Linked DNA regions of Homo sapiens: all the other regions are linked to region 1. The links are chromatin loops, found by intact Hi-C in ENCODE. Cell type or tissue: PC-3. All regions are shown on one strand.

Region 1 (5,000 bases):
TTTACTTCTTATTTCTTTATGTCTGAGATGTTAACTCTGAGAAAAATCATTTCCTTACCTTGCTGCTTAACACCCTAAATATTTGATTTGAATGTTTCTAATATGGCATCTTAATTATTTTAGCTTCCTTTATTTTTTGTTAAAATATGTACAAAGGTTTACATAATAATGAAGGCTTACATAACTATATACTAAAGCTTCATTTTAGTATTGTAGGAAAACGGCCTGTTGCATAGCAAGATGACCAATGTGTTCCTGTAGCATAGATAAACTCTCATAGAGATGCTTATCTAACCACCCCAGGGGTCATGAGTTTTGCAAGAAGGCCTGAGGCATGACTGGCTGCACATCTTTCCCTAAAATCTTGCTATATAAAAGATGCTTTCTGGAGGGCAGTTGCGGGGATCCACTGTCTCTCTGGCCGCCAGAGACATGGCTTCTGTTTGTAAGCCCTTATTGAATGTTTCTTTCTGAGAAACTGGACTTGTCAGCTTCTTTCATTGGCCTCTCAGCTTCCTTGGCCTTTGGGGGTAGGTTTGCATAGACCTGCTTACCTCAACCAAGTACACAGATCAGGAGATCCAATTTAAAACAACAAACTAACAAACCCCTATGGGATCAGAGAGACCAAGCTCAATACTGAAGTTAGGTTTTGGACTCAGAGACAAGCTTACCTGTAGGTTGAAAGCATGAAGCATGAAACCCAATGCATGGGCAATGTTCAGAATCTGTTGGTTTCAGCCCAGGATTGATAGTTGCAGTGCAATTTCAGCCATTATGCGCAAGCAGTGTCACATCCATTCAGCTGACAGGGGCGAGACACTAATCTCAGTGGGCATCCAGCAACTGAAACTGCAGCTGGCCTTGGGAAGTTTCTGCCAACTCTTTAAATCTTTACAGGTACAGAGTTGCTGCGGGTGACCAAACTTTGTAGCCAGTAAGATCATGAGAAAGTTAAGCAGTCTGTTACTTTGAGGGAATTTCCTTAGAAAAGAAGAGAAACCGATTTTTTTCTCCTTTCTGGTGAGAATGACTCACTTGGCAGAGCTGATTGCTTTAGGGCCCACTTGACATGACACCTTCCCCCTGCAAATGACTCTGGATATTATAACATACCTTCGTTTTCATTGATTTACTTTACTATCTTTAAAAACAACCCTCTAGGCCAGAAACATGTAGCTGCACTGCTATGTGTGTGTGTGTGTGTGTATGTGTGCACTGATTTTTACACAATTTCACAATGTCCTGGAAGTTTGTGGCCCCCTAGGTTGACATTCGGATCGCTCGAGCCAGTTGAATAGTTATATGACAATACATGATCTAACTTCTTTAACTGAAAACAAACCTAAAGTCATCACTGTTTTTGGACCAATAGGCATTGAGAAGTTGTAAGCTTGATCTTTTAAAAAATGGAGACATCCACTGACCAGCAGCTAATTCTGTGCAGCACTCCACAGCAGACAGGGAGAGGAGGGAAAGAGTTCTACAGGGAGAGCATTTTTCAGTCTCTAGCCTGCTGTTTACAAAGGAAGTGCTGGATGTCACTGTTCACAGCCTCCGTGTAGAACAGCTGCAGGGGGCTCCATGGTGCCTCCAGGAGCAATGTCCTCACCACTATTTACCCTCTAAAACATTAACTTGAAGTCAGTGGTTCATCTGTACCACAAGCACCAAGGGACTTGTTAAAAATGCAGATTCCTGGTCTGCATTCCAGACCCACTGAATCATGTAATAGGGACTAGAATCAATATTTTAAATAACACCTGAACTGATCCTTCTCAACAACAAAATCTGACAACCCATTTGAATCGGGTTTATTTCACAGCTTTTAAGTTCTAAAAAATGTACTAAAATAAGGTACTAAGCACATATGAAACATATACTTAACATGTATTTTACTTTCAATAATAATAGCATTAAGCCTGGGCAACATAGGGAGACCTCACCTCTACAAAAAAAAAAAAAAAAATTCAACCGGGCATGGTGTTGCATGCCTGTAGTCCCAGCTACTCATGAGGCTGAGGTGGGAGGTTGCTTGAACCTGGGAAGTTGAGGCTGCAGTGAGCCATGATCATTGTGCTACTGCACTCCAGCCTGGGTGAAAGAGCATGACTTTATCTCAAAAAAAAAAAAAAAAAAGAAAAAGAAAAAAGTGTTACCTGTTCCAGAATCTGATTGTTGTTTTTTTCAGGCTTTATTTACTTCCCTGTTCATGACCCTTGCTGGCATGGATGGCATTGTGGCCAAGCAGGATTGGGAGATGCTGGAGGGAGTACAGTTGGTATAAAAGGGGTACATGGAATAAAACATGTATTTCTTCTTAAGTCTACTGATTTAATGTAAATACAGATGTATGAGAATTTTCAGAGTCTCAAAGTCACCATGGTTTTTTGATATTATTTATAGGTACTAACATTTTAAAAAATGCAGTTTTTTTGAGATCAAATTTTCACTTTTCCTATTTGGGTGGCTATTTAAAGATGCATCCAGGCACAATTCAGACATACAAGATACTTCAGTTCAGTGGTTTCTTGAATTACACCTAAAATCCAAAGGAACGTGTTTCTGAAAGTGGCTGCCAATTTTTTTTTTTAAGAGGACAATCAGCACCATCTAGTGGACACAAATATCTCCTCTTCTAGAATTCGGACCCCTGAGGAGATGGAGGGCAGGCTTTGGAACCTAGGTTGGAATCCCGGTGCCAGTTAGTTCCCCAACGACCTTGGGACAATTACTTACCCTTTAGGTGCTCTGCTTCTCAACTCTAAATCCAGGTAATACTAGTGCCGACTCATAGAATGTTATGAATGAAGTGAAATGATGCTTGGAAGGCAAGTCTGAAACACTTTGTAAATGCAGTTTTTCAATAACACTAAGCATAGATTCACAGGACATGGGAACTATCCAGTGGTAAACACTATTATCTGCTCTCCAGTAGGAATGGCTATTATACACAAAATCCAGTGTGTAGAATCTACGATATGAGGCTTAATGAGATCCCTCTCCTACCATATTGTTACATTCGGTTGAAGTTTATGGTGAGGAAAGGGCAACCGGGGCAACAAGGCTGAAATGGTAGTTGGTGCCCAGATGGCAAACAATGCTCTTGCTCGCTTTCATTCATTCAAATCTGACTCCACTCGGAAGGAGGATGTCAAGAGTAGGGAGAGACTGCAAACAAAAACAAAAGCTAACTCCGAAACTAACACTGCCACTGCCATATGTCACCAACCTGGAATGAGACCAGGGAAATTTTAGCTTCAAATATCTTGACTCTAGAAGAAATTTTTATGAATGACTTTGAAGGGCACAACACTTTCCAGGATGTGTTTGCGATTTTTGAAAATGGAACTGCAGAAAACACAGTATAGACATTTGGTGCTCTCGGACTTATATCCCCGTGCTGTTTTGAGGGTGTCACCTGCAATAGCTGACACAGAAGTATCTGGGGAAATTAAAAACAAATACACAACAAATGCAATTTATTAAAGCTGGCCCTTAAGGCACACACAGCCTCTCGGCAGTTTACAAAATGGAAGCAGCAGGAGGTAAATAAACACGTGAGAGTGACACAGAGACAAAACAATTCAAAATGAGATAAATAGTTTTATGCAAATATAGTCAATAGGGACTTAGTCTGGAAAGGTTACAAACAGTGAAGAGACACAAAGTTTACGTGGAACCCGAATTTTATTTTCACTTGCTTTATATGCATCTTATGTTGCATTTTAAAAACAACAGTTAAAAAAATGAAAACAGCAGTAATCATAGGTCCGCTTTTTCTTAGTTCAGCCCCTTCCCCCCCCGAGAAATTGGGAAGGTATTGTTTTCTTAGTGGACACTATTAGTCACCAAATTAAAAACTGGAAAGAATGGCCTTCGTTTATGGTGTATGAGAACCGTGCAGGCACTTGGCAATGATCTCGTCTTGCCGCTAGGTAAACAGCGGTCGGTGGACGGGGAGCATTGGCATCATCTAGGAGCCTGTTAGTCTCAGGTCTCACCTGATACTGAATCAACATTTTTTTTTTTGAATCAGCATTTTTAACAAGATTCCTCGGTGATTTGTCTGCACATTAAAGTTGAGAAGGCCTAGATTCATTTGATCTCAGGTACACCCCTGGTTGTGTAGTTTATGAAGTCTCCCCAGGTGATTCTAATGCTCTGTGCAGTTAAGCACTGCAAAACTAGTCCAACTTCATTTTTCAAATGAAGAAACTGTGGCCCACAAAAGCTTATGTATTTACCTAAGATAACCTAGCTGTTTAATATCAAAATCCAAATAATGTCATCTCTCTTCTTCATAAAAAAATAAAGCAGGGTTGAGGGGACAGAGGGTAGGGAGTGTGGAGATGGGGATAATTATTTTATACAGGGTGGTTGGGAAAGGCCCTCCTGAGGAAGCGGACGCCTGAGGAAAGAGAGGAGCAAACCAGGTGGATAGCTGGGAAACTGTATTTCAGGCTGGTGTGTGTGTGTGTGTATTTGGACTGGAGGAACAACAAGTGTTTCCAAATTCCTGACAGATACTGATCTTTGGGATGCAGAAACAGGAAATCAGAATTACCAGCTGTTCTCAAAATCTTATTCTTAAAATATTCTCTACCTTCTTCATATTCTTTACTCATTATTACAAGTATCTGAAGCCTTTGTTTAAAAAATGAGAACTATTAAATTTAGAAGTGTTTACAAGAAGTGGGGTTTATAGCAAATATTCAAATGCTGGAAAACACAGAGAACATTATTGAGGAGTATTCAAATAATAGATCTCCTAGCAGGGTTAACTGTACTACCCAGAATCATGGGTTGGAAACTGTCAATTTAAGGATTTACTTTGAATCCAAAACCCGTTACTTTTTTGAACACTGCTCATAGAATTTGTATAAAGTATACAATGAGTATCAACCTATTTATATTTTATTTGCAAGAATGACTCACTGCCAGCGGCACACAGGGCCAGGAACATAGGCTTTCATGGCACCAACTACAAACAAGACTGA
Region 2 (5,000 bases), 430 kb before region 1:
ATAGCACTTTTCTTCTACAAATAGAAGAAAAAGGAATTTTATTTCCTCTAACTTTCCTAGAGTCTAGGTCATTAAAAAGGCTACAGCTCCTTTCTCCTACCCCAGTAGTGGATCTTCTTTACAATTCTCTGATAATCGTAAGCTTGACTAAACTAACTACTGCTTAATATGTTTGTACCTTTGCTTCTTATTATTTTCTTTTGATCAGAGAAACTTCCCTTATTAGATAAGGCAGGGCTGTTAGGAAACCCCAACTGACCCCACTTGTTTCTGCTTGTGTTAGCCAGACCTGCCTGGACCATAGCCAAGTGGACATGCCTATATCCATCCTATATGTCTTACATTGTATTTCAAGCCTATTTTTAAAAGTTCATGTAAGAGACAACACTGGCCAAGTTCTGAATTAAATGAAGAGAAAAGTACAATTCAATTATTCAAAGATGAAAATAGAGAAGGGGCATTAAATCTTCAACACTCATTTTTTTTTTTAACCAAAGAATATAACAATAGGTGACAGGCTGGGAACTTATTTGCTAAGATAAGCTAAAGTGGAACGTAGATACTTAGTTTTTTTTGAGACGGAGTCTCACTCTGTTGCCCTGGGTGGAGTGCAGTGGCGCGATCTCAGCTCACTGCAACCTCTGCCTCCCAGGTTCAAGTGATTCCCGTGCCTCAGCTTCCCAAGTAGCTAGGATTACAGGCATGTGCCACCACACCCAGCTAATTTTCTTGTATTTTGAGTAGAGACAAGGTTTCGCCATGTTGCCCAGGCTGCTCTCAAACTCCTGACCTCAGGTAATCTGCCTCGGCCTCCCAAAGTGCTGTGATTACAGGTGTGAGCCACCATGCCCGGCTGACTTAGTAAGTTTTATGAGCAGGCTTGAGGGAGTACTAAGGTTCTGAGACCAAGCAGTGCTTATTAAGAGACCACTTACTTCTTCTCCAGGAGAGTCAGTTATCTGGTTTGGTTCTATCCACTTATTAAATAAAAAATAGCCTAAAATTAGCATATAGTTTAGAAATGTAAGTCTTTTCAAAGGATGCTTATTAACTTTTGGTAATAATTGCTATTAAAAAGGAATTTAGGCCAGACACGGTGGCTCACACCTGTAATCCTAGCACTTTGGGAGGCCGAGGCGGGCGGATCACAAGGTCAGGAGTTCGAGATCAGCCTGGCCAACGTAGTGAAACCGCATCTCTACTAAAAATACAAAAATGAGCCAGGCATGGTGGCGCACGCCTGTAATCCCAGCTACTCAGGAGGCTGAAGCAGGAGAATCACTTGAACCTGGGAGGCAGAGGTTGCAGTGAGCCGAGATCATGCCACTGCACTCCAGCCTGGGCAACAGAGCGAGACTCCGTCTCAAAAAATAAATAAATAAAGAAAAAGGAATTTAAGGCTAACACCAATTAGTTAGAAAATTATTCTCATGAAATGCTTCTTTTCACATATCTAAACAGGGAAGCTTCCATACTATAGCTGTAGTCTGGAAGATACAGCTAGATTCAGAATGATGTCCTGAAGTCTGAATAGTTTTGAATCTTATTTTTAGTAAGCAGTTCCTTTTTCCTGCACTAGCTGCTCTGCTGATACTCTAATGAAAACTGGCTGAAACTACTGGAACCATGGCATTTGGATTAAAAAACTAAGGCTGCCAAAGCAGAGATAGCACCCAAGAGAAACAGAAAATTATTGGGACAGGCAGAGACCCTGACATTCATCAATACTTACTCAGAAATATTTTGGCTAAGTTTCCAGAAGGACCCATCCCAGAAGACCTGTAGGTGTTCCTTGAACAATAGTAAATGTGCTAAATCTGCTATACCAAACAGGTCTACCTGAAATCACAAAAAGCACCATCAGCTAAAATAATTCTCTGCCTCTACCATGGCAGCTTATTTCGGTAGGAAGTTGAAAGGTATTACAGTGCTTAACTAAGTTTATTTTATGACATACATTTTAGTAGACTGTTCCTCACCCTTACAGTAAAGGGAGAAGCTCTCCAAAGAAGTGATCAATAGAGCCAATTCTAGGAATTATCCTTAAGAACAAAAGATGAAATATTTGGACTATCACATTCAAATTTGTAGACCTACTGAGTTTGCATGAACTCCAGCTGTGATCTAAATGGGGTCCACATGATTAGTTCAGGTTTGTGCTACATATTCAATCAGCAAATGTCTTATGTCTAAAGCTGAGTTAGAAGGAATTTCTGCATATAATGCCACCATACAAAAGACTTTACATTTGTGCTAATGTTCTTTTTATATACATTACTTCATTTACTCCTCATAACAATTCTGATAAACACATAGCAGAGACTGTTATCCCTATTTTACAGAGAAGATCACAGAAAATGACTTATAAAAGATTACATGGGTGGTAGGCAGTAGGAGTGGCCCTGGCACTCGGTTACAGAGTTAGTCATGTGTTTGCACATGTATGTGTATATTCTTCAATGCTGTAACACAAAAATGTTACATTTTACTTGACTTGGTGATATTTGAAAACTAGGTCATCTATTCTAGGAGTCGGTATCAGTAAACAGTAGCTTTTATAGCTTATCTAGATAATAAAGAGATTAAGAAACCCTCTCCATATTTGCTCAGGCTTGTTTTACACTTACCTGGTAGGGAGAAGAACAGTTAGCCAGGATCTTTTGTCCTTCCAGGATCTGTACAGTCCGAAAGCCGCTGAGGGTAAAAACATCCAGCTGCACCCTAAGGTCAACACTGTAGGAAAAGTCCACTATCTTCAAAGCTTGATTGTTCTTGTTACAATCATAGGGATCGTGGATTCTGAGCCCAGATTTAAGAGAAGGAGATAATAAAAATAGGCCATGAAAGAAGCTGCATAGCTGGTCTTTAAAAAAAAAAGGTACCTTGGGTACATCTTAGCTATGCCAACAACTCCCTCCAGTGGTTAATTTTGAAAATGCACCTGTAAGACAGAGCAGTGGCAGTGTCCACCCAATGCGGAAGGAATGTCACCACTTTGGTGACACAAAGTATATTTCAATCACGGTGCATGGCCACCATTAAACATTTATCAAGCTTCCATATTATATAAAGTAAGTATGGAAGCAGAGCACAGGCTTCTTCCCTGTACTGTACACATTAACACATACAATTGCAATGATTTATACACTGACAGGAATTATGATGGAGGAAATTAAAATTTTATAGGTGTCATAGCCTTTCTTGTTTACTATTCCAGATAGGCTTTCCAAGTATTGTTTAGATTCTTCCTTCCAGAGTTTAATGGAAAACAATGCAAGTCTGTTTTATAAAGTCCTATCTGTATTGTAAAATTTCTTGTAAAACACCATATTTTATCTTACTCTTACTTGTAATTCCAGTTATTTACTAAAAAAATCTTTATAATACTAATTAATTATCAATTAATTTTGTTTTCCTTGGGTTTATCTATCCTATGCAATAATGCTATTCTCCAAGGGGACATAGGAACTGTTTATAAATGAAAAGAGTGGGTTTTCATGTGTTCCTTTTGTCTGTTTTTCTCAATTAATTCCCTCAAACTCCTGATATTGGTGCAATATTCCTAAATACAGTCTTTAACTACTCCAATTACATACCTCCACGGCACAGAATGATCTATGTATTTTACTTTAAAATTGATAATTGCTCTCATTTTTCCTTGGCACAAGAGCCAACCTTTTTTGGCCACCATAAAACTATACTATAATTAAAAAAAAAAAAAAATATATATATATATATATATATATAGTATATATATAGTTATAGGGATCGTGGATTCTGATATATATAAAATATACATATGTATTTTATATATATATGTAAAGTGTGTGCATGTGTGTGTTTTGTTTGGTTTCTTAGACAAGGTCTACACTCTTGTCACTGAGGCTGGAGTACAGTGGTGCGATCTCAGCTCAGTGCAGTCTCTGCCTCCTAGGTTCAAGCGATCCTCCCATCTCAGCCTCCCGAGTAGCTGGGACTACTGGTGTGTGCCACCATGCCTGGCTAATTTCTTAATTTTTTGTAGAGATGAGGTCTCATTATATTGCCCAGACTGGTCTTGAACTCCTAGGCTCAAGTGATCCTCTGCCTTGGTCTCCCAAAGTGCTGGGATTACAGATGTGAGTCACCATGCCCAGTGTAATTGTAAAATATTTATATAACTTTGGAGGCATAGGGAAAAAATGTCTCATAGATTAATAAAAAGAAGCATGCATGAAGGTGTCCTAGCCCTCTAATCAGCTACTCACTCACTGTTACTTTGGGTAGGACATTCCATTTTTTTGGATCTCATTTTCCTCACAAAAAATATGCAGAAACTAAAGTAAGCAACTAAACTAAGCAATTTCAAAAGGTTCTTTCTGGCTTTTATTTTATTTTTGTAGAGACAGGGTCTTGCTATGTTGACCAGGCTGGTCTTGAACTCCTGGCCTCAAGAGATCCTCCTGCCTCTGCCTCCCAAAGTGCTGGGATTGCAGATGTGAACCACTGCATCCAGCCCTTTCTGGCTTTTGTTGTTGTTTTGTTTTGAGATGGAGTCTCGCTCTGTCACCCAGGCTGGAGTGCAGTGGCATGATCTTGGCTCACTGCAAGCTCTGCCTCCCGGGTTCACGCCATTCTCCTGCCTCAGCCTCCTGAGTAGCTGGGACTACAGGCACCTGCCACCACGGCTGGCTATCTTGTTGTATTTTTAGTAGAGACAGGGTTTCACTGTGTTAGCCAGGATGGTCTTGATCTCCTGACCTCGTGATCCGCCCGCCTCGGCCTCCCAAAATGCTGGGATTACAGGCGTGAGCTACTGCGCCCGGCCTCTGGCTTTTTTTTTGAGACAGAATTTTGCTCTTGTTGCCCAGACTGGAGTACAATGGTGCGATCTCAGTTCACCACAACCTCTGCCTCCTGAGTTCAAGCAATTCTCCTTCCTCAGCCTCCCAAGTAGCTGGGATTACAGGCATGCACCACCATACCTGGCTAATTTTGTATTTTTAGTAGGATGGGGTTTC
Region 3 (5,000 bases), 320 kb before region 1:
TTGTTTCCTGTTGTTAATAAGCTGGAGTGCACCACCTCACCCCCCTCCCCATACACACACACACACACACACACACACACACACACACACACACTTGGGAAACACGGTCCAAAGAACACCACGTGGCTGCTTGCCATCCTAGCAGGCATCTCCTCATTCTCCAGGGAAGAGGGCACAGACAGGACCATAGACAGCTCAGGGACAGGGATGGGATGGGACGAAGGCAGGGCCCAAGCAAGCAGCTCACAGCTTGTGTTTGGCAAAGGCAGCATTCTGAATTGAACTGAGATTCTTTTAGCTACTTCACCAATCCATAGACCATTTGGCTTGTTCTTCAAAGGCAAGAGACTAGGGGACAGAACCCCCAGGAATCTCTAATTGAGTCTGACAAGAATGAAATTCATCTCTTTTTATCCTTAGCTGTTCAGGTGGTTGCTGCTTCTGGCTGCTGCAGGGGCCCTAAGCAGTTCCTGGTATGTGTAGGGAGCTGGGTTGGAAGCTTAAGATGCTGAGTAGCTCCAAGCTCAGACTTTCAAGAGCCATCAGGTGGAGCAAGAGGAACTTCTTTATCACCAAGAAACTCATATCAATAACTTCAGCAGTATAGGCAGTGAGTGAGGTCACAGGGAGAGGGCTGAATTTCACTTCCTTCTGTAAGACCAGTTGTACCAGTCTCAGGTTCAGAGCTGGCAGGAGCGGGAGGCTGTGGAATCAGGGATTTGAAGTCGTGGAGACTAGTGAGGAGACTTAGTTGGGAGAGGCTGGACCTACCCTCTAGGCCAAACTTTGGTGGGCAGACAGCTCAACTCTGCTCAAAGAGAGCCGAGACGGCAGCTGCAATGACTAGCTTGGGTCTTTATCCCCTCTCCCAGGACACATTCTTACCACACTGCAGAGCCTGTTTGTTGTGTTGTGCAAGCAAGGGGTGGAGATTAGAGTAGATGGGCAGCAGGGCGGGGCTTAGAGGTTTGGAGGGAACCTGGCTGTCCTAGGATTGCTGGCTTTTGTTTTTGCTGCTGAGCCTGGAGCTCAGCTCAGACTGAGATAAGAATTTCCTTGGGACAATGACTCTGTATGTGTGTGTGTGTGTGTGTGTGTGTGTGTGTGTGTTGTGAGCACTGTATGTATAGCCAGTCACAGCACCCTTGACAGCAACTTACAGAGGCTAGTCTTGTTTATATTTTCCCAGGTACCCTGCATGCATATAGCTGCTGATTCTACTCCTGCTATTGCTCACAACCCTCAGAGTCAAACTTTGTGACCGGCCTAGGTCAGAAAACGTGATCAAGAAAAAGGGTGGTTCCAGGCGGGCCCAGGGAAGAGGTGTGGAGAGCCCCTGAACATTCAGGCAGTCCACATTTGGGGAGTGAATGTCACCCTTAGCAGTGCTTTATTACCAGGGTTGTATGTCATCAGTATGTGGTCCGGCCAGCTCAAATAAGAAGGGGGAGTATGGTAGGAAGAAGGGAAGGGGAGTCCTTCCAGGTATGGCCCTGGTGGGGCAGCAGCCCAGATGCCTGCGTTGCCCCCTCACAGGAGAGATGGAGCCATCTCAGTGTGTGGAGGAGCTGGAGGATGATGTGTTCCAACCAGAGGATGGGGAGCCGGTGACCCAACCCGGGAGCTTGCTCTCTGCTGACCTGTTTGCCCAGAGCCTACTGGACTGCCCCCTCAGCCGACTTCAGCTCTTCCCTCTCACCCACTGCTGTGGCCCTGGCCTTCGACCCACCAGCCAGGAAGACAAAGCTACCCAGACTCTCAGCCCAGCCTCCCCCAGCCAAGGTGTCATGCTGCCTTGTGGGGTGACTGAGGAACCCCAGCGACTCTTTTATGGTGAGTGCTCTCAGCCTCAAGACTCCTCCCATAGAGACTGGGGGAAAAGAGGGGACTTTCCCTCCCCAAACCTGCCCTTTGCTGTTTCCTTCCCCCAAAGTGATCAGCGGGGCTGTTGATTCCTTGACTTCCACCTGCTGCCTCTCGGCTTGTTATTGCTCCTCACCTGTGCCTCAGACCCCCCAAAGGGCAAATTGTCCCCTCCTGGAGGGATCCTTGGGTCCATGGTATCTCCTTTTACATCTTGTGCCCCTTGAGTGGCCTGGCCTTTAGTGTCCTAGCAGTGACTTGCCTACTATAAAGTGGCTCCTGTTGCCCTGGAGAAGTCTGGGGGATCTGTGACTGGCTGTTGACAATGAAGGGAAAAACCCAGCCGGTTCTGGGAGGGAGGGTTCCCAAAGGCAGAAGGTGGCCCCCAGTTGCCACATGGGACTTTCTGTGTGTGAAAGGGGAACTGGAGAAAGAGGTTGGGCCTGCCTGGGCCCAATGCCAGGAGAGGGGATGCTTCCAAGGCTAAGACAAGACCCCTTCATTTGTGGGCTTAAATAGTTTGTTTTATGAGAAATATGCCCTCCTCTGGCAAAAGGGCAGGGTTAGACAGTCTGTTTTCTTCTATTAGCACTGCAGCTTATGGAGGGAGGGTAAAGGCTAGGAGCGTGGCTTACTGTGTCTGACGAGCTGATTGAGGAGACACTGCAGTTACTCCCAGAGGGAACTGCCCCTTAGGGCAGTTCTGGCAAAGCAGTTCTGGCGGGAGTCTGAGAAGTTGGATAAGGCGGGCAGGCGGGGAAGAGGGAAAGGAGCGAGGAGCCCGGCGGACTGGCGCCCCTAGCGGTGGTTCTAACGCGTGCACTGGGTAAGTGTGGAGCGCTGGTCTAGAGGTCTTGCCTGGGGCTGTCTCCGGAGAGCAACTTGGCAGCTCTGTGCGTCTCAGTTTTCTCTCCCTCTTTTTGTGCTGCTGCCCAGGAGCTTCGGGAGACCAGCCTTACTCTACTGCACTAAAAAAGTGAAGACACTTTTTGATTTTTTCTTGCTCTGCCTCTTACTTTGCTCAACCCAGAAACTGGAGAGCTACCTCCAGTGCTTTTCCAGAGAAGAGCTTCAACCTGCTACTACGTGAATAACCAACTGTGGTTAAGGGTAGCTTGATAAATAAGGACGGAAGGCTGGCATGTTCGCCTGCACACGTTACCACCTGCCCTTTGTCATGGCACTGTCAGTGAATGGAGAAGCGAAGAGAAGGCTGGGGCCATTCTTTCTGTTCTGCAACTTTTATGCACTTGGGCAGCAGGCTGTCCAAGCTTGGCAGAGTGCTCCAATAGAGGCAGGCTGGCTCCTATCCTTTCTCATATGAGGATTTACCCTCAGCCTCCAATCTTGGCCAGGTCAGGCAGGCGTAGGGAGGTTGGAGCAGTTGTGGAGAATGCTGAGATGTGGATCCTCTATCTTTGCAGGCAATGCTGGCTATCGGCTTCCTCTCCCTGCCAGTTTCCCAGCAGTCTTGCCCATTGGGGAGCAGCCCCCCGAAGGGCAGTGGCAACATCAAGCAGAGGTACAGATTGCCCGAAAGCTTCAGTGCATTGCAGACCAGTTCCACCGGCTTCATGTGCAGCAAGTAGGCACGGGGGTTTAGGGGAGGAGGGTTGAGTCTGCTGGGGCTTGGGGGCCAGGGCCTGCCTCTCTCCTCTTGTCAGCAACTCTGTCTCTGCCAGACCTCAAGGATATTGTCCCAGAGTTTTGGTTATGGCGGTTCCCATGGGCAGGAGGGGCCTAACTGGCTAAGCATCTTGCCCTCATCTCTGAGCTCCACATTGGTTAACTGCCCAGTCTCAATTCATGTTCCATAAGAGCCCTCTCGGGAGAGGCTACAGTCTGGGAATAGGATGGCTTTCTGCAGCTCTGCTTGACAACCTGTCTCTTCTTATGGCCGTGGCTGAGGGGTTGCCCCTCACGGACCTAAGAGGAAGATTTTCCGGGTGCTGCAATGAAACTGGGCAGTTGGGGGGTGCCTGGCTAAGGTACAGTGGGAAACGGGTAACCAGGCCAAGGGATGGGGCCTGAGTTGGGGAAAGTGGTGGAACCGGTTGAAACCTGACACTTTCCAGCTGGGGAGGCCGCTCCTCACTGTCTCTGTCTGGGAACCAGGGTCTGGGACTCCGGAGAGTGTACCTCGGAGAGGCTCCCCAGACCGGCGGCCAGCCGGGCGCTCAGCCGGGCGCTTGGCCGGCAGCCTGGCACCAGCCCCGCCAGGGCGGGGCATCACGTGTCAGCCGAGCATGTGGCAGAGTCCATCAACAAAGGCGGCGGCTGGCAGGCTCGTGCTGGAGGAGCCCTCTGTGCCATGGCCTGGAGGCTGCCTTCCCTGTTCCAGCAGCCGCTGTCTGGGCTGGGTCCCCAGGCACTTAACCCTTCCTCTTCGGGCTGGCTTTCTGGATGGCTGCCAAGGCTGGGAGAGGAGCCTGAGGCTGCATCCGTGCTGGTACAGCCACAGCTGAAGCACAGGCATGCCACCTGGAAGCGAACACATTCTGTACTTCTGGGACTGTGTCCCCAGCCCAGCTGGCTCTGAATGTGTGTTTGTGTGTCTGACTGCGAGGAAATCAAGGGAATAAATAGCTTGACCATGACTGGGCAGACTCCGAGGTTAGAAGGGTAGCTTCAGGTGGTCGGAGGAGAGCTATTGGTAGGTTGACTTAAGGGTCAAACCATTACCAGTGCCAGGGGAAGAGGAATTGACCTTGGCTTTCCTAAGAACAGGACATTGCGGGTTACATATGGTTAGTGCCCTCTGCCAAGGAGTTCTAAGGACAGTTTGGGGCCAGGTCTGGGCCTGGTAAGTCCTCCCAGTCCCTTAGTGATCAGGAAGGGAGGGTGGCCCTATGCTTAGATAATAGATCTAAGCTCCAGTTCTTACTCTCTCCTTTGATTATTTGGTGGAAACTTGGCTTCGAGTTTCCCCTTCAGTCCATGTGTGGACTCACTCTGATTCTTGTTTTCAGTTTCTTGGCCTCCTTCCTGCCCATTCACTCCACCGTGGTTGTACAGGCCTACGGCTGAGCCCAGCTCACAGCTTCCAGTCCTGGTACTGGAGAGGATGGGAGGACACAGTGGCTGTGGCTCTTTTAGACTCATCTAGCGGGCTCCGTGGAAGGCAGCTTGCTTCATTT
Region 4 (5,000 bases), 100 kb after region 1:
AGAAATTACATGAGATATTCAACACTTGATTATAAAATAGGCTTTGTGTTAGATGACTTTTCCCAACTGTAGGCTAATATAAGTGTTCTGAGCATGTTTAAGGTAGGCTGGACTAAACTATGATGTTCAGTAGGTTAGGTGTATTAAGTAAATGGATTTTTGGCTTACTGTATTTTCAACTTACAATGGGTTTATCAGGATGTAAGCCCATTGTAAGTTGAGGAGCATCTGTATTCTGATCATTGTCATCTCCCTGAAGTTGTGGTTTCTTTTAGGTGTGTATTTTGTGAATGCATACGATTGCATCGACTGGTCTGATTTTGTCAGCAGTGACTAGTCTGTCTACTTCTACTTTGTATTCAGAGAGATTACCTATAAGCAGAGTTGGTAGCTTCCTACCAATATAGTTCCATGGATGCTTGGCAGGCCCCTTAGCCTAATAATATGCCTCTCTTCTGATTCCTAGTGCTTGAAGTTCTTTGGCTTGGTTTGGTTCCAAATTTTGGGAGTTAGAGATTCCTTTAAGAATCTCATTAAGGCTGTGAACCTCTTTCCTGGAAAAATGCTCATATAGATGTACATAAAAATGTGTTCTTGAACTCTAAAATTAAGAACTCCTGTGTTAGGTAGAGGTAAAGTCTTTCCACAGTTAGAGAAGAGGCTTAAAATGTAAATCAGGCAAGGCAAGAGGATACATTCATTAAACAAGCATTGATTAAGGGCTTAATGTTTACAAACACCATGGGTAGGTTTTGGGCATACAGATTAAGACCTGGTCTTCTTTCTTGACAAACTTTTAGCTTGGTAGAGGAGGCCCTCATGTAGACAGAGAGTTACAATGTGAGGTATTCAGGCCTGAAAAAGAGGTGGATACAAAGTGCCAGGGAACCAGATGGGAGGTAGGGACCAACTCTGCAAGTGACTGGCTCATGTTTACCTTAGAATAGAAATGGCTGATTCTAGACGCTTGCCTCAGTCAGTTTAGAAAGGTGAAAGCTGGGTGCGGTGGCTCACGCCTGTAATCCCAAGACTTTGGGAGGCCAAGGCGGGTGGATCACCTGAGGGCAGGAGTTTGAGACCAGCCTGGCCAACATGGTGAAACCCCATTTCTACTAAAAATACAAAATTAGCTGGGTGTGGTGGCACATGCCTGTAATCTTAGCTACTTGGGAGGCTGAAGCAGGAGAATTGCTTGAACCCAGGAGGCAGAGGTTGCACTGAGCCAAGATCACGCTATTGCACTCCCACTCCAGCCTGGGCAACAAGAGCAAAACTCTGTCTCAAAAAAAAAAAAAAAAAAAAAAAAAAAAGGAAAAGAAAAGAAAGAAAGAAAGGTGAAAGGGCATTGGGTGTCAAAAGCAGGAGTGTTATTGAGTAAGAGGCTGCAAAGCAGGGAAGGACACAGATTGGAGAGAAAAGGAGAGATTGAGATTGCCAAGGAGAAACCTCACATTTAAAAGGTTTACTTGGGACCCAGCCATTTGTAGCTACCTGAAACTGGGATGATATTTTGCAAATAGATACAGACAAGTAGGCAGAACTGTCTGCCCCATTCTCCTGCCAACAACAAACAAAACATAAAACATAATTCCAAATAAGGGAAATGCCCATTACTCAGACTTTCCCTTTGAATCTAATAATGTCACCCAAGTCTTGAGGAATTTGCTAATTGTTTGTAGATCCTACAAGGTCATAATCTAGACCTGTTTTAAAAAATCTTTTAAAACTTCAATATATTTATTTGAAAGGGATGAAGAAATGATATACATTCTACCCAGTCTGCAGGATTACTTGACACTTGCCGTCATAGGCTGGGACTCAAGAAGTATTAGAGGCCACCATTTGTTTTTTCAGTTAGTCACAGCCTTTGCTCACAGGGCTTTTGAAATTATTTTAATTCAGTTACACATATAGTTGAAGCTACAAATTTATCTCAGTTCTACATTGTAATACTGGAACAATGCATTGCCAAGGGGCGATAAAGTCAGAATACCAATTTATATTGACAGTTTGGTGAGATATTCTTCTGTGATTATACACCAAAGCCTTAGATGTAGAAATTAATGGGAAAAGTTTTTAATTGAAAATGTATTTTCTCATTTTTTAAATTTATTTTTTGTTAAAGTGAGGCACCTGGGTTTGAATTTTATACTGCTAATACTTTGGGAAGGCCATAGTGGAGGTGGAAATATGGTTTTGAGATGAAGCAGTGTGAAGGTGCCACCTAGTGGTCACATAATCACGTCTGTGTTCTCTTTCTTGCCAGTGGAAATTGGGTACCCGTGGTGGGTTTCCTAGAGAATCCCCTTATAGGTGGTGAATTCGGTTAGCCTATTGCTGTCCTTGATAGGATAAAGTTTTTACTTTTACTTTGTGGTCACTGAAATTATCATCCTCCAAATTTGTTATTTGAAATTAGTTTTGTTAACTGGACAGCTCTTGTTACCCTTTTTGCTAATATTTTTAGCTAATTATGTCAGCAAAAACTTGGGTTAAATGTTAAAATTATAGTGTAATCATAGTTTCCCATTCCATTGGAATGGTCTGACATGTAATGTACAGAGAGCATGCAGAATGTCTGGAGTGTATCGTGGGACACAGCTAAAGCCTGGGTGATGGCCAGCTGCTGTGAGGTTTCATTAAAGGCCTTTCTTGTTGTTTTGGGATTAATCTCTCTTTAGTAGAATGCTGTAGAAGAAAAAAGATCAATAGAAAAACTCATCTTTTGTATAAAAATTTTTTTTTCAGATGAGATGTGTTCAGTAAGCACATACCTCATTAGAGAGATGGCAATGGATGGCTGACTACAGTCATTTCTTTTCTTTACCCTTAAACTACATGTAACCCAGAATTGAAACATATACTTGTATTGAGGTTTTCCAAAACAATTAGTGATAGAGATCTTAAGAAGGACCAGAATTCCTGGAGGGTGTTGTATGTTTTGTTTTCTCAGTGCAAGACATCTTTGAGGTTTCCTTTGCCATCAAAGGCTTTCTATGTGTGTTTGTTGGGGATGGCGGGGGGATTTATAGGAAAGGACTTTCACTGAGATATAAAATAATTTTCCCCAGGAGGATTTTTACTTTGCTAGTCTTGTTTTGGTATCTATTTTGGGCAATATTTACATTAAAAACTTAACATCTGGTAAGTACTAACATTTTATCTTTATCACACATGAACAATTTTTTTTTGTCATGGAAATCCTCATGGTGGAATTAACTAAAACATTATAGAAAGTTCAGGAGGGCTCTTCAGAACAACACAAACTTTAACTAAAAACTTTCCCTAAAGATGCTCTTGGAATTTGCAAATGCAGCCCAGATAGCACACCAGTCATTTAGATTTTAAAGTATGTGCTGCATACCCAACCTTGTCCTAGGTGGACATTGCTGAGAAAAATACACAAAAATAGTGTGATTTGTAGGAGTCTGGGTTCTCAAGGTCCTCAGAAGAGGCAGTACTGAGGCAAGTACGGAGCCAGATTGCCTGTGTTTGAGTCCCTGCTCTGCCCTGGACTAGCTGTGTGACCTTGGAGAAGTTACTTGACCCTCTATGCCCCAGTTTCTTCATCTGGGAGAGGGGATACTAATAACTTGCTTTGCAGGGTTGAGTGGAAAGCACTTAGAACAGTGTCAGGATATATGGCAGGAACTCCATCAATACAAGTCAGCTATTTCCATCCTCACCACATGGTAAAGCCCAGGCACCACACACAGGAGGACAGTTTAACACTGTATTTGATTAAGAAATGTTAAGGCCACTTACTAGAGGAGTTCATAAAAGAGAAAGCAGTGTAGGCTGGGGTATTTAGGAAAAGACATTCTATTTTAGGATTTGACATTCTAAAATAAAATTTATTTTTAAAGCAGCTTTCTCTATTTGGTTTTCAATTAAGGAGATCAATTCATTAGGATTCTTGGTGCTATTTCCTTCTATAGGGTTAAGGAAAAAGAGTAAGATTTCCCTTGGTGCGTCATTCACTTTTTATTCATTGAGCAGCTATTTATGGACTATGTGCTCTATGCCAAGCATTGAGTTTGAGTGAGCGAATGAGACAGGCAGGAATCACAGCTGTAGTGTCTGTTCTCCAGCCTTTTAATAATGTTCCGCATGTGCCTCAGTGACCTTTCCAGATTCCTTATATTTGGTTTATTTTAAATTTTATTTTTAAAAATTGTTTATGATGAAAAATTTCAGACACACATGTGTCTGTTCCTTTGCCAATACCACACTGTCTTTATTGCTGTTGCTTTATATTAAATTTTAAAATCAGCTTATATGATTTTTCCAATCTTATTTTTCCTTTATCAAAATTGTTTTGGTTATTCCAGTTCTTCTGTCTTTTCATATAAATTTTAGAATCAGCTTGTCTGTACCTACAGAAAATCATGCTGGGATTTTTATTGGGATTGCATAAATTTATAGATAAGTTTGGTGAGAACAGATGGCTTTATTATGCCGAATTGTCCAATTCATCAACATGGTATGCCTCTGTATTTATTTAGTCTTCTTTCATTTCTTTCAGCAGCATTTTGTCATCTTCAGCATGTAGATCCTGTATGTGCTTTTTGAGACCTGTACTTAAGTATAAATTGTAACACTGTAAGTGGTATTTTTTCTTGGTTTCTAATATGTGTGTTTTTTCTTTTGGTTTCTATGTATACAAGAAGTGTATATATAGAAAAATGGTTAATTTTTGTGTTGAACTTTATCCTGTGAACTTGCTAAAATGACTTATTAGTTCTAGAAATTATTTTCCCCTTGATTCCTTGGGATTTTCTCCATAGCCAGTCATGTTGTCTGTGAATAGGAACAACTTAATTTATTTCAAATCTGCATGCCTTTTATTTCTTTTCCTTGAGTTTTTTTCTTGCATTGGCTAGAACTTCTAGTACAATGTCAAGTAGGTGTGGTGGGAGTGGACATTTTTGCCTTGTTTCTGGTCTTAGGGGGAAAGCATTCAATCTTTCACCATTAAGTATTATGTTAGACGTAGGTGT
Region 5 (5,000 bases), 240 kb before region 1:
ATTTGATGATAAAGGGATGTACCTGTAAAAATATATATATATTTATAAAGGACCTAATTAATTTTTACAAAAGGATTTTGTTTTGTATAGTACTAATCTGCAAATGAGCTTCCCTAGCTGGAATGGAGGTTTGAGAGATAGTATAGTATAGTGGTTAAGAACACCGATTCTGCTAGTCTGCTTAGGTTCAAATCCTGGTTCTACTACTTACTAGCTGGGTGACTGTGGGTAAGATATTTAACCTCTCTACTTCCGTACTCTGTAAAGGGATAATAACAGTATCTACATTTTGGGGTGGTAATGATTAAATGAGTTACTACTTGTAAAATGCTTACAACAAGGCCTGCCAGACCCTGACACATAGTAAAAGCAGTATATGTGTTTTTTTGTTTTTGTTTTTTGTTTTTAATAAAATAAGTATCTGAAAAATAAAGTCACTAGAAAAGTATGAGTCCTTCAACATAGGATTTAGGAACATATATGTTACATAAAAGGAAAAATGTTACTAAATTCCTGCAGCTGCCAGAAAAATACTATCACTAATGAATGCCGTCTTCAGTATTTTGGCAAACTAATAGCAAAGATTTGGGATCTTAAAGGCCACAGTGCAGAAGAGTTCATATTGCTTACCTCTAATGATAAAAACTGTAATATTGTTTCTTTGGGTAGATCCACCTGTGAATACACACAAATGTACATCAACTCTCAGCAGCACAATACTGCCTTGTGACCATAGTGTCACGTGAAATGCAGCAGTATGAATAGGGTTTGCAGAGTCTGAGATGCTATTGTGCTGTAAAAGGGCTTAATGAACTGTGCAGTGATAAGATCTTAGCCCTGGAGAATTAATAAGCAGTGGAAACTGTACTCCCTGTCCCTCTACACCACACCCGAAAGGTCTGACGCTGCTACATGTATTCGGTGTAAGCTTAGCAAGGCAAAGGCCTGATATATGTAGGAAAATGACTTTTGTTTTCATTTTCCTCTATCTTAAAGAGGAACAAAGAGGAGAAACAAAAAACCTTAAATTCTCCCCCTAGTTCTTAATAGTTTTAAATTGCGTGTAGTTCACATCACAATAAGGCCTGCATCCAAATTCTGCTGACACTGAGCAAAAAAGCTCTGAACCCTGAGGCAACTACTTTGACAGTATGGACAGAAGCCACCTTCAAAATACTAAAGAAAGCCACTTACAGCCAGAATTTCAATTTCACTGCTTTTCTGATGTAAGTTGGCAAGGGAGGTCTGAAGTCGAGTTTGTACCTAAATAGTAAGAAAATGGAATTCAGAACATGTTAAACCAAGCCATCTTTCTTGCCATCTTATTTCCTATCCCAGGATACAATCACAGGGTTACATACCAAAGCCTAGAAAGGATTCCAAATGGTGTCTAAAGGTTTGCCCTTGGCTGGGTACGATGGCTCATGCCCGTAATCCCAGCACTTTGGGAGGCCAAGGCTGGGGGATCACCTGAGGTCAGGAGTTTGAGACCAGCTTGGCCAACATGGTGAAACCCCGTCTCTACTGAAAATAGAAAAATTAGCAGGGCATGGTGGCCGGCGCTTATAATACTAGCTATTCGGGAGGCTGAGGCAGGAGAATCGCTTGAACATGGGAGGCAGAGGTTGTGGTGAGCTGATGTTGCACCACTGCACTCCAGCCTGGGTGACAGAGTGAGACTCTGTCTCAAAAAAAAAAAAGAAGATTTGCTCTTAATCCACTCAGAAAGGGGTGTCTAGCAATATGATCTCAGGGGAAATGAGGTTTTTATAACTTATCTTGACCATTTGTTTAATAATCCTTGTCAATTATCTCTTCATAATTTTGAAATGATTCCTTATAAAGGCGTAGCGCAGTGAAACAGTGCACACAGAGACAGAGAGATGATAGTATGAAGCTAAATTGGGAAAAAGGGAGAGGTGGCAGCAATGAGGACATGGTGTGAGAACTGAAACTTGGTAGGTGATGAAGGCAGTAGGAAGACGGGAAAAATAGGTTTCCACCCAAATCCTGAGAAACAGCTAGAAGAGCTTACAAAAATAAAGTACCTGATTTTTGTATTTCAGTCTGATTACATTTCTAAAATTGACTGCTCTCTTTTAACACTCACTCTTTTGCATATGTCCACAGCATACTCTAACATTCATATTCTATAAATTTAACTCAGTGTTCTACTGTAGTTATTTTATTTTGAGACAAAGTCTTGCTCTGTTGCCCAGGCTGTAGTGTAGTGCCATGATCTTGGCTCACTGCAATCTCTGCCTCCCCAGTTCAAGCAATTCTCCTGTCTCAGCCTCCCGAGTGGCTGGGATTACAGGCGTTTGCCACCACGCTTGGCTAATTTTTGTATTTTTAGTAGAGACAGGGTTTCACCATGTTGGCCAGGGTGGTCTCGAACTCCTGACCTCAAGTGATCCGCCCTCCTCGGCCTCCCAAAGTGCTGGGATTACAGGCATAAGCCACCGCACCTGGCCTATATTTATTTGCTTTTATTATTCTCTATATAATGCATATGCTTCTAAGTTATAAACTCTTTTGAGGACTGGGGCCATGTTAATGTTTTCTACATTTTACACAGCCCTTAGCACACCAGTAGGCATATAGCAAATGCCGAAACCATGTATGGAATGAGAAGCCTGCCTTAAGTCTTGTCATCGGCCTCTTCTACTTTGCTATTTAGAGCACAAACAAACCTCAACTACCTTTAGAGCCAGATTAGATAGTTTTCATTTAGATGCAGTCACTCTGACAACAGCTGCCTTGAGGTGCCCACAGTGCACAATGGCCCCTCTCTGAAGGACAGATGGGAATCCTGGAGCCAGAAGCCACCCAGTTAGGCAAGTTGGAAGAAAAATTTTTTTCTTGGAAAAAATATTTCCAAGAAATTCCATGTTTATCTTATTTTCCTTTCCTGTTGTTGTTTTTCTCTTCTGTAACTCATATTAGAAAGCCAAAGAAACCCTGACCCAGTGTACCTGAGTTTCATAGCGCCTCCTAGTGCTGGCTGACAGCTTCTCCGGGGCTAGCACACTCACAATGGGAACCACTGTTGCTCCATGGATTTCAAACAAACCTGAGACCAAGAGAGTTTCAGAATTTATGGCCTTATCTGGTCCCACTTTCTACAACATACTACAGAGAGATGGCAGAGTTTATTAGTAGACATCCTGTCGTGATTCTAAGGGCTAGATCACGACTGGGCTGTGTTTTCTATCCCTACAACCATCTGCACCGGATAGGTGAGGAGCCCAGAACCCCAACACCCAGCAGTTTTGATGCTTCTCTCCTCAGGCAGGGGTTGGGGGGTGGTGGAAGGGGCAGGGAGGCAACAGGAGTCATCAAAACCTCAGGGGCCTAAGAAAATCAAGCTGAATATCACCAAACCTGCATACTTCTTTAAATTCCTGCAAGAATTGGAAATCTGATGGCAACACAAAGTTAGTGCTAACAGAAGAGAATGGGAAAGACTCAATTCTGTTAAAAGCCAAATATGTCTTCTCATGGCCTTAATTGGAACACTTCTTTAAAAAAGAAGTAAGGTTGCTAGAGGTGATGAAAGCAAAGGCATAACTATCACCACTGTGCCCTCTTGGCTTTCACGAAAACAAAATGTGTATAGTGTCCTTCTTCAAGGGATTTCAAAATACTTCCTTCAATCCTCTGTATGAGGAAAATCTCCAGGAAAATTATACACATTTCACTTGTACAATAAATTGAGTAAAAGGAAGATTAAATCACTTGTAAAAATAAGAGATAGAGTAGAAGAGTCAGCTAAATTCCAGTTGTTTTATCCTTTTCTAGGATGTGGATTTCAAAGCATAGGGATGCATCCCATGTGGTACAATTTATTGCGTATATGTTATTTTAAAAATAGATTTCCAGTGTCACAAGCAGTTAGCTACAGTAATAAGTGCTTAGAGCAAACATATAAGCATCATTATGTTCAGATTATAATTAGTAATTATACCTGAAGCATTAGAAAATGACCCCTTCAGATTTTGCACTGCAAGATTATCGGAAGCTTCTCTAAAAACAAGCAAACAAAAACAATTAAAGAACAGTCAATAAGGCACAAGCAACACATAACTTACAGTGAACTACATGTATAGTGAGCCACTTTTCCATTAAATATAAAAACATCTTCTTGGTTATTGGTGGAAAAACAAAAACAAAAAATTTGCATTTAGTTATGCTTTGGTCAAGAGCAAGTAAAAATTATAAAGGATGTCTTTTTAAGTTAACAAATGCCTAAGGAAAACATTCTGATTTATTCAGCTGGGCGTGAAATCCTGGATCCACACAATAAGCTGATTTCAATGAAATATAATGGGTGTTCTTTCCGCCCCCCTCATAATACAAGGAAACATGAATAACAGCAGCCCCACCTTCATTATGGCAGTAGCCTTGGCAACCACCCACAGGAGAACATTTGGTAAATAAAGATATTCTTTAAAAAGCCGTGAATGGATGTTCTTTCAAATGCTGTGAATTAATTTATAGCCTTTGAGAGAGACAACAGCACTCTATCTTGGGAAAACAGGGAAATAATCATTTGCTGGAGGAAAAACTTTGAACCTTTCCCTGCTAAAACTAAATCCCATGTAGCCTTTTAAGTGTCTTGGTAATGTTCCCCCATACTCACTACTTGGCTATTTCTTGGTTTCTCTTCTAAACCTCTGTCTTTGATTTAGATCTATAATTCCAATACTGGTGATTTCCAGAACATTATGTTCCCTCAGAAACACCTAATGGTGAATTTATTAAGGCTAGGTGCAAATAAGAAGGGGTGGGGGCATGAGAAGAACAGAGCAAGGTTTGTTTTCTGTAAGCCAGGATTTCCCAATCTTGGTACTACTGAAATTTTAGGCCAGAAAATTCTCTGTTGGGGGGTAGTAGTCCTGTACCCTTTAGGATGTTTTCACAGTATCCCTGGCCTCTCCTAGATACCAGTAAAACTCCCCAGTTGTGACAACCAAAAATGTCTCCATACATTGCCAGAT
Region 6 (5,000 bases), 89 kb before region 1:
GTTGGGAAATACTGCATGAGTAATGGAAAGAGCATGGAGTTGGGGCAGGGTGCGGTGGCTCACTCCTGTAATCTCAGTGTTGTGGGAGGCCAAGGCGGGCAGATCACTTGAGGTCAGGAGTTTGAGACCAGCCTGGCTAATATTGTGAAACCCCATCTCTGCCAAAAAATACAAAAATTAGCCAGGTGTGGTGGCGTCTGCCTGTAGTCCTAGCTACTTGGGAGGCTGAAGCAGGAGAATTGCCTGCACCCGGGAGGTGCAGGTTGCAGTGACCTGAGATCCGTCATTGCACTCCAGCCTAGGCAACAGAGCAAGGCTCCAACTCAAAACAAACAAACAAAAAAAAAAAAAAAAGAAGAAGAAGAAGAAGAGCATGTGATTAGGAGCCAGGAGTCCTGGGCTTGATGCATCTGCGACCTAGTTCATAGGTGAATGCTAATTTAATACAAGGCAATAAAATGTTTAGAAAAATATTTGCTCACATTTGATGGAACATCTTTTGTGTTTGCCTACATTTGGATTTGGGGGAATTTGGGGTGAATATGACTATAAATGAGTGTGTTCAGGGATGTTCACTTAAACGTATCAGTGTGGCTGGGGTTGGGGGAGAGGAGAAACTTATTCTCCTCTTAGCTTTGTCCTCCATCTTGTTTTTGTGTTTTCTGGCAACAGTAACTTTGATAAAAGAGATCTTCCCAAGCCTGATGAGACAGCAAACTAGGGAATGAAAGAAGGGAGGATATAAATAGCACTGAGGACCAACATGGATTTTTTTAGGTGTTTCAGAGCTGCTAGACTCAATAATTGGGTTTTCTTATGAGACTTTTAATTGCTTTATTAAGAAAAATAGGATAAAATAAAATTGAACAAATTAGGCAGCCAAGCTCTGGAACTAGTAAAGAAGGCTCTATTTGTGAGTTGAAGAAGTAACCTTATTTTTTCCCCCTGATTCTAAGACTACTTTGAAGGAACAGAAGATAATGTAGATCACCTATTCTCTTTCATTCTCTCTCTCTCTCTGTCTCTGTCTCTGTCTCTCTTTCTCTCTCTCCCTCCCTCCCTCTCTCCCTCTCTCTCTCTCTCTTTTTGTAACAGGGTCTGGCTCTGGAGTACAGTGGTGGGATCTCAGCTCACTGCAACCTCAACCTCCTGGGCTCCAACCATCCTCCCACCTCCCAAGTGGCTGGGACTACACACCCAGCTAATTTTTGTATTTTTTTTTTATAGAGAGGGGGTTTTGCCATGTTCTCACTGTGAAAATTTACTACCAGAAAATAGGCTAAGAAAAATAATAGCTTTCATGAGATACTGGATAGGCCATTCCATAATAATAGCAATAGAAATTAAATTATAAACATTAACATAAACATCAACATCATTAACATTATATCCCTCACTGAAACAACTGGTAGAACACCACTTTGAGAATTGCAGCTCATACTGATCTTGTATGCAAGAAGATGAGAGAGAAGGTGTGTTTAAATCCAATTTTATTAGGCCTTAGTTCGCTGTGCACAAGAGGGTAGTAGCAATGGATTTAAGTTCAAAGGAAAAAGAGGTTCCTGAAATTCTCCCTGAAGTGTAGCATCTGCTATTTATTTCACATGTTTACTATCAATTTTGAATATATGTTAGTAGGACCATGAAAGAAGTTATATGTTTATGCAGCTGAAGCATTTATTTTTATTCTTCTGCTCAATTCTCTTCTTCTTCTTCTTTTTTTAAAAATATGTATTTCTTGAGTCAGGGTCTCACTCTGTCACCCAGGCTGGATCACCCAGGCTGGAGTGCAGTGGCAGGATCGTGGCTCACTGCAGTCTCAAACTCCTGGACTCTAGTGATCCTCCCACCTCAGCCTCCTGTATAGCTGGGACTACAGGTGTGTACCACCACACCCAGGTTAAATACATATATATATTTAAATTAAATATATACATATATGTAAATTAAATATATACATATATTTAAACTCATATATATATATGAGTTAAACATTGGGAGGAATAAAAATAGATTACAAAATATTGCAAAAAAGTACACACCAAATAAGTCAGATGATGACAGGTGGTGGTTTGTGTATGTGGAAGAAACTTCTTTGAGTTAAGCAAGATGATAAAGGGAGTATTTTAAATTTTTATCATACTTAATGATTTTAAAAACATTTTCACATATGTTATTCACTTTTCTCAACATACCCATTAGGTAAGGAGGCTCGGCACTAAAACCCCATTTCCTACATGAAGAAATTGCAAGTCAGGATTTGACCAAGCTCATGGAACTGAGTGGCAGATTGGATAAGAATCTGTTTGCTGACTCTTGATCCAGTGGGCTTCCTAATACTGCCGATTGTCTATGAATAGATAGCATTGAAAAGCTCAATATTTACAAATGAGTCAATTTTGCTTGTATGTGAGAACATATGCAGTTCTCCAGGAATGCTTTAAAGTGTCAGCTCCAAGAGTGATATGAAAATATTTGTCCATCTAGCATGGATTCTGCAAAGACAAGTATTTATCTGAAAACACCTTACCAAACAAATTATTTCTTTGTAGTCAAAGAAACAATAGAAATTCCAATTTGTATTGTCATGATAATCTAAGACATTTTTAGAAACGGTTGGTTTTTGCTTTTATCAGGCTCAAAAAGCGAGATAGTGGCTCCCATATTTAGGAATTTTGAAACTATTAATTTTGACAGGTAGAAACAAAGCCATTATTCCAAACAAAAGTGAGTGAACTCTGCCTGGCACCAACAGATGGCAGTATTGGTTGTGTACTGGGCTCCATGTTCTGTTGTTAGTCTATGGTAGACTCACGTTTGCTGGAATTGCAGTTAATTTTTTGTTTGTTTGTTTTTGTTTTTGAGATGGAGTTTCGCTCTTGTTGCCCAGGCTGGAGTGCAATGGCGCGATCTTGGCTCACCACAAACCACGCCTCCCAGGTTCAAGTGATCTCATGCCTCAGCCTCCCAAGTAGCTGGGATTACAGGCGTGCGCCATCATGCCCAGCTAATTTTGTATTTTTAGTAGAGACAGGGTTTCTTCATGTTGGTCAGGCTGGTCTTGAACTCCCGACCTCAGGTGATCCACCTGCCTTGGCCCCCCAAAGTGCTGGGATTACACACATGAGCCACCGCACCCAGCTGGAATTGCAGTTAATTTTTAAGCATTTTTGTGACATTATTAACCTCATGTAAGGTGTATGGAAAGCAATGATAATAAGAAACATTCTATTACTCCAAGTCTTATTGACTTTTAAGAAAGTAAAGATGATAAAAGGTGAAGCAACAATGATGACTTCCCTAAGTATGCAAGAGAAGAATCACTTGACACCAGATTGTTTCTGAATGACAAACTGCAGACCATGTAACACATGTAAACTACTGTTTCAATGCAGCTAACAATACATAGCAAGATGAAAGAAATGTGACTGAGGAGAAGGAAGAACTTTGGAATTTGTTATTGCATAAAGCTCTGTCAATATAAAAAAAAGATGCCAATTAGGCTAATATTTGGAGAAGATGAGAAGGTTTGGTCTGGTGAAAATGGATGGTATCACAGGCTTTATGACTGTTCCCATCAGCAGATCATCCATGTGAGATGTCATTGGTAAGCATCTGACATAACCCCTGAGGGGTTGTCAACTCTTGGGGAGTTACTATTGAGGGGAGTTACTTACCACACTACAGGTCAATTTTGGAAAAAGATGCCCAAATCTAAGGAAGATCAATGAAAAGAAGAGGAGGATGACTGGTGTTGAAACTCTGAAGTGTCACCCACCTGTTTGGTGGAAACTCATATAGAGACTGCAGACTTACGTAAGTCACTTGAGACTTACAGACATCTTCTCAATACCTAACCTTCGTGCAATACATTTTGAGTTCTTCATGTCATTAGGTTTTGGGGGAAGCATGGCTAGTTGATTTCATAGATTTCCTTTTTGCACAGTAATTTAAAAACCTGCCCTTGAAAATCTTTAATCAGAAACACTTAGCAGGGGCAAATTTTTATCAGCTTGAATTTCACCATCTGACTTTGTACTTTTCTGCTTGGTGATAAAGATGTAGTTAATGAATAGAATGGCCAAAAGGGGGACAAGAATAGAATAAGATGAAAGACAAATGACTGGTTGACAATCGTGGGGGCTGGCTTGTGGTGATGGTGAAGGTGCAGGGTGCCCATAGATAAGTGTCAGTGTCTCCCACTTGGTTGGTCTACTAGGAAGCTACTTCACCTTCTATTGAATATATATTAATAAGAAAAACTAGTCTCAAAAAAAAAAAAAGAAAAGAAAAACTAGCCCATGGCTGGTTAATTTCTCATAGAATGAGGTGCTAATGTATGAGCCTAGGTCACCCATGAAATTCACAGATTAGCTCTTCATTTGCTGCAGCCAGTGTTGTAGTTTTCGGTTCTATGCTGTCATCTTGGCCTGTGATATCCCTACCTGCGCACAGCTGGTATTTTTGGTTATATTTGATTTCTCTCTCTTCCTCTTTCTCATTCCCAAATTGATTCTGCCCCTGAAATGTTTCCCATTATCACTTGCCACTGCTGTAGTCCAGACCTTATTACCTGAGAAACAGTGTAGTAAAAATTTGGGCTTTGGAGTCAAACTTGACTTAAGAACCTGTTCCTTCCACCCACTAGCTTTATGACTTTGGGAGAGCTGCTTAACTTCTCTAAGCCTCTGTTTTCTCAGGCAGAAAATGTGGTTAGTTATAGTACCTACTTTGTGAGGTTGTCTTGAAGATCAGATAAGACAATACAAGTATAGTGCTTAATGTTTAATATATGTTAGCTATCAGCACCTGTATTTTTCGAATGGACTCTTCACTGTTTTTCATTTCTCTGATCTTTAGCTTCTTCAAGCCATTTCTCCTACTGTTACCAAAGTTATTTTCTTAAAGCACTGTTTGGATTCTATTACTCTCATGATTACACACACACACACACACACACACACACACACACACACACACACACACACACACAGATATTT

What was found. Peaks named below come from ENCODE experiments on the same cell type or tissue, not always from the same donor. Only the 100,000 strongest peaks of a DNase experiment are listed, where the experiment ranks them.
Region 2: a loop joins it to region 1, with 23 times the contacts of the local background. A loop is called at or near these places in 5 of 110 quality-filtered maps.
Region 3: a loop joins it to region 1, with 8 times the contacts of the local background. A loop is called at or near these places in 22 of 110 quality-filtered maps.
Region 4: a loop joins it to region 1, with 8 times the contacts of the local background. A loop is called at or near these places in 3 of 110 quality-filtered maps.
Region 5: a loop joins it to region 1, with 3 times the contacts of the local background. A loop is called at or near these places in 43 of 110 quality-filtered maps.
Region 6: a loop joins it to region 1, with 13 times the contacts of the local background. A loop is called at or near these places in 66 of 110 quality-filtered maps.

Annotation. Positions count from the first base shown.
Region 1 is chr15:39,784,289-39,789,288 of GRCh38, reverse strand. It overlaps LOC105370941 (a long non-coding RNA gene), which reads right to left. Exons shown (of 1, transcript NR_135665.1): 1 at 3,672-5,000. Among named protein-coding and RNA genes, the nearest start is that of FSIP1, 3.9 kb to the right of the region's middle. In PC-3, a CTCF peak has its summit at 2,643 (motif pointing left); DNase peaks (open chromatin) are centred at 2,598, 3,938 and 4,958; H3K4me3 peaks cover 2,362 bases; H3K27ac peaks cover 1,923 bases.
Region 2 is chr15:40,215,295-40,220,294 of GRCh38, reverse strand. BUB1B (BUB1 mitotic checkpoint serine/threonine kinase B) reads right to left here. Exons shown (of 23, transcript NM_001211.6): 21 at 2,628-2,799; 22 at 1,733-1,839. BUB1B-PAK6 (BUB1B-PAK6 readthrough) reads right to left here and starts at 2,867. Exons shown (of 10, transcript NM_001128629.3): 1 at 2,628-2,867. All of the region lies in intron 1 of LOC107984763 (a long non-coding RNA gene), which reads left to right. In PC-3, CTCF peaks have their summits at 2,717 and 2,930 (motif pointing left); a DNase peak (open chromatin) is centred at 2,934.
Region 3 is chr15:40,102,628-40,107,627 of GRCh38, reverse strand. BMF (Bcl2 modifying factor) reads left to right here. Exons shown (of 5, transcript NM_001003940.2): 3 at 1,537-1,833; 4 at 3,288-3,448. The coding sequence starts at 1,542. Among named protein-coding and RNA genes, the nearest start is that of BMF, 3.8 kb to the left of the region's middle. RefSeq lists enhancers at 1-146, 1,717-1,766, 1,987-2,036, 3,261-3,826, 3,827-4,391 and silencers at 426-720, 2,536-2,728. In PC-3, CTCF peaks have their summits at 522 (motif pointing right), 2,455 and 2,655; DNase peaks (open chromatin) are centred at 647, 907, 2,657, 3,967 and 1 weaker place; H3K4me3 peaks cover 1,707 bases; H3K27ac peaks cover 4,252 bases.
Region 4 is chr15:39,683,448-39,688,447 of GRCh38, reverse strand. The region is part of intron 10 of FSIP1 (fibrous sheath interacting protein 1); the gene reads left to right. Among named protein-coding and RNA genes, the nearest start is that of FSIP1, 97 kb to the left of the region's middle. In PC-3, a CTCF peak has its summit at 2,240 (motif pointing left); a DNase peak (open chromatin) is centred at 2,217.
Region 5 is chr15:40,028,432-40,033,431 of GRCh38, reverse strand. EIF2AK4 (eukaryotic translation initiation factor 2 alpha kinase 4) reads right to left here. Exons shown (of 39, transcript NM_001013703.4): 34 at 3,968-4,026; 35 at 2,976-3,073; 36 at 1,195-1,263; 37 at 631-675. Among named protein-coding and RNA genes, the nearest start is that of SRP14, 8.2 kb to the left of the region's middle. In PC-3, a CTCF peak has its summit at 2,991 (motif pointing left); no DNase peak of the experiment used is centred here.
Region 6 is chr15:39,872,905-39,877,904 of GRCh38, reverse strand. The region is part of intron 1 of GPR176 (G protein-coupled receptor 176); the gene reads left to right. Among named protein-coding and RNA genes, the nearest start is that of GPR176, 45 kb to the left of the region's middle. In PC-3, a CTCF peak has its summit at 2,751 (motif pointing right); a DNase peak (open chromatin) is centred at 34; H3K27ac peaks cover 329 bases.